2 separate regions of the Homo sapiens genome follow, and region 1 is linked to region 2. A link is a contact called in ENCODE Hi-C or POLR2A ChIA-PET data. All regions are on one chromosome and are shown on one strand. Each heading gives the region's core, a stretch centred on a gene start or an enhancer-like site at or near the end of the contact. The rest is flanking DNA. Distances are from core to core; before and after follow the strand shown.

Region 1 (4,608 bases), core at 1,158-3,657, 530 kb before region 2:
AAGACCACTTGAGTCGGTCAGGACAGGGCCAGACGCTCATATGCCCCACACAGGCTCTGAATGAGGTCAGTAAGCAGGGATGTGTCAAAGTAAAAGGAATGAGTCTAGCTTCTGTGCATTAGCGATCCTTCGGGGGCTGCTGGCCCTTGCTATATGTTTATTAATTCCTAAAAAAATGCACTGTGGCCGGCCTAGTTTTACTTAATGCCTAATAAAGGGAAAAACTGTTTACATAGCATCCCTGGGCCTGACAACTGAGCAGGTGAACTTAGCAAGATCCTTCACTTTCAAAGATGACACAATCCAGCAGCCTGGGAGGAAAACAATTCCTCTAGAAGCATGCCATTCCCAGGTGAAAGCGGCAGCAATTGAACATTGTGTTAAATAAGACAAAATCAGGATAAGAAGGGATCAAACCCGAGGGGGAGAAAAGTTCCAACTACATCCTTGGCTACTGGGGTTTGTTGCATAACGTGCAAAGGATAAATGGGTAAGTCACCGCCCAATTCATGTGCACTTCGTACAGTCCAGATCTATGTCTATATATAAACTCCCGGCCTGCTTAACATTCTCCCCAGGGTACATAAATGCAGCCCGAGAGAATAGCCAGAGTCTTCAGCAAGCTCCCAGGGAGACGTCTCCTTCCTCGCCTGCCCTGCTTCTGCGAGTCTCACTTCCATTCCTTGCTTAGGGGAGAGTGCTAGATTTTTCCATCAAAGGTCTTGTCACCAGGGTCTGTTTTCTCTCTCGTCTTCACTGGGAGGTAAGACATTCTGTGGTTCTATTAATAGGCTCAGCTTTCTGACCTGCAGATGAGAAACCCTGGATGTAGCTATGGTGACCTCATTGATATGCCAGGCAATTTGTGTTAGGGACAGGTTTTAAGTCTCAGACTGAGGCTATGACTAAATGCTGACATTCATATCTAGAGTACATACTGTGCAAGTTACCATGTAAGAGCTTTGTGTGTTTCATCTCATCAACTAGCTGAGACAGGAAGCATTGTCATCCCCATTTTATAGATGAGGCAACTGAGGCTCAGGTCAATTCATGTATCCAGCAGGTAAGCAGCAGAGCCAGGATTTAAATGTGTAACCAGTGCACTGCGCTGCTTCCTCACAGAAGCTTCACTGGGTGATCAAGTTCAGATCTACTCACTTGGCGAAGCACCTGGCAGATTCCTACCCACCATGTAACACAGAGGTCATGTCTCAGAACTGTCACATCTATTTGCCACAGCTTTCCCAAACAGAGACTTCTATTAAATTTCCAGCAGTAAGGCAGTGTGTTCTAGTAGAAAGTTCAAGAGCTTTGGAGGCAGACTGAGCTATACTAAATTCTGCTTTTTCGACTCAATAGCTACCTGACCTTGGACAAATTACTTCCTCTCTCTGAGCCCACTTTCTTATGTATAAAATACAGGTAACACCACTAGTCTAGAGTGCTGTGAGGCTTAACTGTGATTACGTAAAGGCTAGATCTCTTCCCTTCCCTCCTGAGCCACCAGGGATACTGAAGAGCAGGCAGGAACCATGAGGTGGCTCTGTAGGAACCCTGGAGCTCAACAATGCTGGAAACATGTGCGTGTGTAGTCCCTGTGTGCGGCTCCTATAATCACCAACCACCTGCTCATCAAATCTGGCCGACCTTCTTCTAGTCAACACCTTTAGATGCACCTGGTCCAGTCTGGGTGACTGATTCTACTGCCTAGATTACAGCTCTGAGGGCAAAACCCCTCCAGGGAGGGCACCACTAGCAACACAGAAGTCACACAGCCCTAGAGCTTTTAAAAACACTTCTAACTAATTCATTCTAATATATTATTTCTTATGTATTATTATTTAGTCAACTAATTGTGAAGACTGTAGGAATGAGGGGGAAAGTTTTCTATAGTGCTACATGAAAATAAAACCTGTAATTGTGAACTTGTAAAACTCTATAAACATGACTATGGGTTATATGAAAATAGACAAAATTAAAATTAATTGTGAGGGCTGGGAAATTGTAAATTTCCTTTTTTCAGTATGCTTTAATAATTCTCTTTCAAATTACAAAGTGCACGTTTTAAAGAAAGCCCAATGATGAAGATGTTGACTCCTAAGCAGTGTGCCCACACCACTCCTGCCTGTGGCCCTCATTCTGCCTGCTGTGCCTTTGAAGGATTCAGCTCAGGAGGCTGGGATCAGCTTCCCTTCGCAGAAGGAGCCATACCAGGTTGGAAGTGGGGAGTTCCACTTCAACAAAGCCCTGGGCCACTGAGGGCGGGGAGCTGCAGGGAGGGCGGGAGGCTTTCCATACAGCACGCACAGCTGGCTGCCTCTTTTCTTTGAGTACACTTGGGCTGAGGCAATGAGCAAGCACAACTGCTTCGCCTGCAGTGCCCTCTCGTGGCAGACTTGCCTCTAGAGATAGCAGCCAGGCAAAGCCTGCATGCCAGCGCTGCTGACAAATCACTTTTGAGGCTCAGAGCTGAACAAAAAAGTATGAGAATGAGTCACATTGTGCATTTACATGTATGTCCTAGGAGAGGGTTATGTCCATCACTTGAGGCAGGACCAGTGGTCTGGGGTAGGGCAGCTGGGCATCTAAGAAGCCGGAAGCAAGGCTAACGTCCATCATAAGTAGTTACCATCCACAGACTGAACCCCCATGCCAGGCCGTGGAGCACAGCTCAACGTGGCTTTTCAAAGAGGTACTCAAGATCTGGGGCACGCAGTCTCTGCTCTTTGTTTTTGTTTTTAGCAAAGTCTCTCAGCAGGGCCATGACTTCATTTTCAAATATTTCTGGGGCTGGTTTAGCTTCTGCAAGAGAAGAGTGGGCAGAAAAAATTATGCCATAGTCAGTCAATGCTCAGGTATGAGAATCTTAAAACTCGAAACACTGGCCAAGAACCACAGATGGATATATAGACTGTCTCCATCCTTCTTCTAAATATACACGATGTTAGCCTATACCAGGGGGTGGCAAACTGTGTGAGCCTATATTTGCAAGTCGTTTTATTGGAACAGCTGCTCCCAATGGTTTACATATTACCCATGCTCCTTTTGTGTTATGACAGCAGAATTGGGTACTTGCAACAGAGACCATATGACTACAAGTAAAATACTTACTATCTGGTCCTTTATGAACAAGTTTGCTGACCCCTGGCCCGCACAATCTTGGCTGTACTATTTTGCTTTGCATTTGGCAATTCCATTGTTCCCCAGACATTGTGTTTTCCCTTGCAATGTATATATCTCTTGAAACAAAAGCTCTCTCCTTTGTCTATCAGTTAGAGGTCCTCAGTTTTAAGAGACAGAAACTAATAACTCTAGTAAACTTAAGCAAAAAGGAATTTATTGGAAGGATATTGGAGGCACACAGAACTGTCATGAGCCTAAAGAACCAGATTTCAGTGAACGGGCAACATAGGCACTGAGTCAGAAGAATGAGAAGGCCAGCCTCAGTCTACGGCAGTGGGTCTGGCAGTGTGCTGCTCCCCCTGACCTTTCTCTACACCCTTGGGACACTTATTTAAGATGCCAATTACAAGCAAAGCCTCCCACTGCCAAAGCCGAGGCAATGTGCTCCAGAATTACCCTTCCACCAACACTAGGTACGACGCCAGGAGAGAGAATTCCTCAAAACCAAGTCAGATTCTCCCTTACTCAGCACAGGGCCTGGCATCTAGTGAGGGCTCTGTTTTCATGTGACAATCAACATAAGATCAAAGAGGTTTTGGCTTCCCCCAAGAAAGTAGAAAGTTGGAAAGAATATTGCACTCACTGTAACAACAAGAAAAAGCCAGATAAATTACAAATATTATGACTTTTCTCAAAGATATCAGAGAACTGAGGTCACGAGGCAACCCAACAGACGAAACCTAAGGAAAAAGAGGCCCTTCAAAGGAGAAACGAGAGCCATGCACTTGCTCACCTGTGGCAGGCACAGGAAGAAGAGACACTGGACATCATACAAATGGGTAAAAGGAATTCAGCTAAAAAAATTTTTTTTTTTGTTTGAGACGAGTCTCACTCTGTCGCCCAGGCTGGAGTGCAGTGGTGCGATCTGGACTCACTGCAAGCTCCACCTCCTGGGCTCACGCCATTCTCCCGCCTCAGCCTCCCGAGTAGCTGGCACCACAGGCGCCCGCCACCACGCTCGGCTGATTTTTTGTAATTTTTTTTTTTTTAGTAGAGATGGGGTTTCACTGTGTTAGTCAGGCTGGTCTTGGTCTCCTGACCTTGTGATCCGCCCACCTCTGCCTCCCAAAGTGCTGGGATCACAGGCGTGAGCCACCACGCCCAGCCAAAAAAATTTGTTTTAAATTAATACAGACAGGGCCAGCCTTATGTTGCCCAGGGGAGACTGCAGTGGCTAGTCAGAGGTGCAATTCCACCACTGATCAGCACAGGAATTTCGACCTGTCCCATTTCCAGCGTGGGCTGGTTCACCCCTCCTTAGGGAATCGGGTGGTCCCCTGCTTCTGAGAGGTCAACATACTGTTGCCAACTTTACAGCAGACACCTGATTGGTATAGAGCACTGCAGCCAAGAATTCCTGGGCTCCAGCGATCCTGCTGCCTCAGCCTCCAGGGCAGCTGGGACTGCAGGCCTGTGCCACTAAAA
Region 2 (4,491 bases), core at 428-2,927:
TTATTGTGTTAGTGAGAAGGCGCCACTGCTTATGTTTAGCTGTGGTTTGCTACAAGGGTAGGATGGGGCATTTCGCGCCCCCCCCTCCCAATCAAGGCTCCTTCCTCCTCTTCTCTTTCCTTTTGTTAGTTTCATTTCATGCTATGAATCACCAGGTGGCAGGAGGGGCGGCAAAAAGTGCCCTCTACCGGCTCTGACTGTCCCGCCGCTGCTCATAGCTGCCCCTAAGGAGCGGCGGTTCTCAACTTTGGCTGCCCATCGGAACTGCCTGTGCAGCCTGTTAAACAAGGACGTCTGCCCCACCCAGGGCTACTCACTCAGACTCTTCCAGAGAGGGACTCAGCCCTTTGTTTTGCAAAGCTCCTCAGGAATTTCGGATGCATAGCCAGCAGCTCAGGGAAAAGTCTAAGCAAAGCTTCAAAAGTGCAGCAGTGTACAAAGGACCCCTGACTTCCGTCCCAGGCTCAAGTGTGCCACGGACTAGAAGCTACTACCTTACGCCTGTTACTTAACCTGCCTGAGTTGCAGTCTCCTCAAACGTAAAAGGGAGTGAACCCAGGTGAAGAGTTGCTGTAAGGAGTTAAGATATTTCTGCAGCAAGCGCTTTGTAAACTAAACATCTATAGAAATGTTGCAGCACACACATTACCACTGACTATATATCGTAGCATAATTTAGCAGTTTATCAACCTGCCTTCCCCAGTAGACCGAGCGACTCCCGGTTAGACTTGACATGTTGGAATCCCCAGCGCCTAGTAGGAAAGATGACTAATAAATGTTTATTAAATGAATATTAGCAACCTGCCAAGAAACCGTGAGGGTCGAACGAGAAAGCCATGGAGAGGTGAGGAGGGAGGTTATTTTAATAGTAGATCCAAATATACAGCAGCCACACGAGAAGCACAGCTGAGTCTAAAGGAAGGTCCTAAACAAGGCGAAGCCGCCACTGCAGAGAATGAAGTCAGCGCCCTGGCAGGTTGGGGGCAGCTCCCACTAAACCCCTGACAGCTGCTGCCCAGCAACTGTTTGGGGGCAGGGCGACGGCAAAGGGGCAGCTTCCCTGCCGCTCCGCGCCCTAACCGGGGCGCAGCCTCCCGGAGACAGGGTGTCAGTGGCATGTGCTATTTCGAACGGCGCGTCCCCTGCCAAGCGCTGAGGGGTAGCGTCGCTGGCAAGGAACGTGGCGCGACCCATGAGTTTGGGGCCCCCCGAAGGGCTCGAGCCGAGGCTGCAGGAGGCTGGGCCGTGGGTCGGGGTTCGGGGGCTCGGGCTTGGCGCTGGCCTGGTCCCCACGCCCGGGAGCCGCTCCACCTCTGCCGGACCTCGGAACCTCGCCGCAACCCTCTTCTCCCCGGAAACGTGCGCCTCCCGGGTTGCCTGGAAACGACGCCCCCGGTTGCATAGCAACGGGGATCCGGGTCCCCGGTTTGTTTCGCACGCTGGGCGCGCGGACCCCTCCCCACTCGGACTCTCCAGGCCTCGCGGCTCCGCCTGGTGCCGCCTGCAGCGGCTGCTGTCTCCCCTTCCCGTGCGCTGCCCCACATTCCGACCTCGGCCCGCTCTCACCTTTCTCAGGCCACTGCTATCCTTCACGTGCGACTTCGCTGAAACGCGCCACCAAACCCGCGCCTCAACTCGGGGCGCTGGTTTACCTTCTCCGCATGCGCAAGGCGGGATGAGCTCGGAGACTAGCCGGCCTTCCTCACAATCGAAGCCTGTGCCGGGAGCGCATGCGCCCCGCTTTATCTATTGCGTTTCTTTTTCCCCCCACAAGCATTCCCACCGAGAGAAGAATGGGATCGGAAGTTCCAGCAGGGAACGGAAGTCTCTGGCTGGAAAGGGGAAATAAGTGACTATATCTGGGCTGTAGAGTGGGTAAACTGGATCTTTGAAATCGGAGTGGAAGCTAATCCTCCTCTTGCCACCACTCGGCATTTTGGGTCATGTAGTTCTAGAGCTACAAATGTTCCCTGGGGCATTGTGGGCAATGTAGTTCTAACCGAGCCGCTAACGAGCACCTAGTCTTCCCATACACTTTTCGCGCTAAAAAGGCACAAAAGAGAAAGATATTAAAGGAGCAATTAAAAGCACACTGCTCTAGGAAAACGAATGCGCTCCCCCAGAGAGAAAATTCATACCTGAATACTGTAGACGGCTCCCAAATGTTAGCTCAGAATTTCAGAGAAAGAGAGGAACCAACTCTCACTCTCCTTTTTCTGCCACAAAGGCAGTGCATAGGGACAGGAGGCAGATAAATGCTAGGTAGAAAAGAGCGGGTCCCTGGTGAAACCCCACCCTCAAGCCAAAAAGCCTGAAACCATGGCCCAAAGTGAGAACTTCTATCCATGTTTTTCCAGTTGAATGTTGCCTTTTCCTAAGCCACCCATGGCTCTGCCCTGCCTCATCCTGTGCCTAGAAAGACCCCAGACTCATCTGGCAGAGAGGAGAAGCAGCTGGATGAGGGGACGACCATGGCTGGATGTCAGAGAGAAGCAGCTTGTCTTCAGAGGGACAGCTTAAGGCGTAACTTCTGAGACGAATCTGGCTGGAGATAGCTGGACTTCAAGGGAAGACTACATACCGGCCTGTCCCACCCCCCTCTTTTCAGCTCACCTTCCCTCTGAAATCCACTTTGATCAGCAATAAAATCCCAGGCATTTGTCCTTTAATTTGTTCGTGCAGCTTTATTTTTCTTGGACGCTGGACAAGAGCTCGGGAGCCACGAGTGCGGATACAAAAGCTGTCACGCTGGCCCTCTGCCCTTGCTGGTGGAGGGCAACCGCGGGCCCACGGAGCTGTTAACACTTAAGCTGTCCACGGACGACAGAGCCAAAAGAACACTGTAACATGCCCTCTGGGGCTTCAGGAGCCTCAGGCACTCTGCCTGGACACTGCCCCGGGGCCTGCACGGAGTTCGCTCCTGCCGGTGTCCAAAAGCGCACGCTCTGGCTCCTGCACCCACTCACCTGCACGCTCCCTCCTATGAGGGGTGGAACGCGGTGAATCTTGAGTGAGTGGAGTGTGATCCCACTGGTGCTGAAAAACGGCTGGCTTGTTCCAGCGCTTGTGCACTCCAGTTCCCGCCTTGTTCACTTGCGTACTCCCTCCCATGAGGAGTTGAGAGCAGCGGGCTGAGTAAACGGGGCACCCCTGTTGTGAGTCCTGTGAAAGGTCAGGGCAATATCCTGCTTCAGCAGCACCGTGAAGGAGAATGAACAGGGCTTCAGAATGAGGTGATCTCTTGCCTGTCGTGTGATCCTGAGCACACAGCTTCATTTCTCTGAGCCTTCATTGCTTGACGTTCAAGAACTATAAAGGACCTAAAAATACCACTTCACAGTAGGTGTGAAGTTTCAAGGAAGCAACAAGCATGAACATTAAAAAAAAAAAAAAAAATCCAGGTTGCTGACTGAATGTTTTTATCACCATCAAGAGCTGTCATAGGAGAGCTTCCTTTTGATGTTAAAACTTGTTTCTCAAACTCAACCCTCTAAAACGTAACTCTTCCCTCCCACCCCCAACCATTCAGCCTTCCAGTTCTGCCTTCCTCCTAGAGTACACACTCTGTAGGCTCCCAATCTGTCACCTCACCCAGTTGTTTCTTTCCATCAGATGTTCCTCAGACACATCCATCTTCATCTGAGCTCTTGTCACTTCCTGCCCCTCAGCTAAGAGTCCTTCTTCCAGGACAGGCTCTGGTAGCATCCTAAACCTCACCTTCCAGCTTTTCTAACAGTTTCAATTTTACATTTGCTTGTGCGATCCTTTCTGATGTCTAAGATTAACAATCTCAGGTCACAGACTTTCCTGGGAAAGAAATTTAACCTTTTTTTTTTTCTATGACAAATTAATTTCTTTTCAACTCTCTTTTCCATGTGGGTAGTAGAAACAGTCTCAGACAGTTCAGGGTTCTTCCCATCCTTGATTTTCAGGTCGTAGACACCTTTTGGAAAATGAATATAGGGCCAAAGTTGGGGGAGAAAATGTATCTAATCCTGGCCGGGGGCAATGGCTCACACCTGTAATCCCAGCACTTTGGGAGACTGAGGCAGAGGGATCACTTGAGGTGAAAGAGTTCAAGTCCAGCCTAGCCAAAATGATGAAACCCTGTCTCTCTAAAAATACCAAACAAAACTAGCCAGGTGTGGTGGTGTGTGCTGTAATCCCTACTCAGGAGGCTGAGGCAGGAGAATCACTTAAATCCAGAAGGCAGAGGTTGCAGTGAGCCAAGATCACGCCACTGCTCTCCAGCTGGGTGACAGTGAGTGAGACTCCATGTAAAAAAAAAGAAAAAAAGAAAATTCATCTAATTATCAGTGTCAGTTGTTTAAGCTGGCAACTTCTCCCTGACTAATCTTCTGTCACTTATCCACACAGATTGCTACTGAAGATACCTGGGAAATTAAGCTTCTTTTGGGTCTTTGGCCAATGTGTCCCCATGCTCCCCAGGCAGCAACAGCAGCTTTGGTCTGGGAGGAACAAGGCATAGAG

The links. A loop is a pair of places that touch in the nucleus more often than their neighbours do. ChIA-PET counts read pairs that join two places held with the same protein, here RNA polymerase II (POLR2A). Pooled maps may share reads with other maps.
Region 1: POLR2A ChIA-PET joins it to region 2 with 10 read pairs in activated CD4-positive, alpha-beta T cell. The contact joins the enhancer-like site here to the promoter of TMEM109 in region 2. A Hi-C loop is called at or near these places in 3 of 168 maps with a recorded cell type or tissue (CD4-positive, alpha-beta T cell, CD8-positive, alpha-beta T cell and naive thymus-derived CD4-positive, alpha-beta T cell), 1 of 37 single-sample maps with no recorded cell type and 8 of 50 pooled maps. POLR2A ChIA-PET finds 5 or more read pairs at or near these places in 5 of 52 experiments (CD4-positive, alpha-beta T cell, activated CD4-positive, alpha-beta T cell, activated CD4-positive, alpha-beta memory T cell and 2 more).

Annotation. Positions count from the first base shown.
Region 1 is chr11:61,444,135-61,448,742 of GRCh38, reverse strand. SDHAF2 (succinate dehydrogenase complex assembly factor 2) reads right to left here. Exons shown (of 4, transcript NM_017841.4): 4 at 2,010-2,802. The coding sequence ends at 2,672. It also overlaps the pseudogene RN7SL23P. Among named protein-coding and RNA genes, the nearest start is that of SDHAF2, 16 kb to the right of the region's middle. RefSeq lists an enhancer at 1,654-2,401. Within about 2 kb of position 2,407, at least 16 of the 41 ENCODE cell types and tissues checked have a DNase peak (open chromatin) inside an H3K27ac peak, as active enhancers do.
Region 2 is chr11:60,911,344-60,915,834 of GRCh38, reverse strand. TMEM109 (transmembrane protein 109) reads right to left here and starts at 1,677. Exons shown (of 4, transcript NM_024092.3): 1 at 1,567-1,677. TMEM109-DT (TMEM109 divergent transcript) reads left to right here and starts at 1,772. Exons shown (of 2, transcript NR_186356.1): 1 at 1,772-1,875; 2 at 2,358-2,669. RefSeq lists enhancers at 879-1,048, 443-1,441, 2,440-3,438 and a silencer at 1,229-1,388.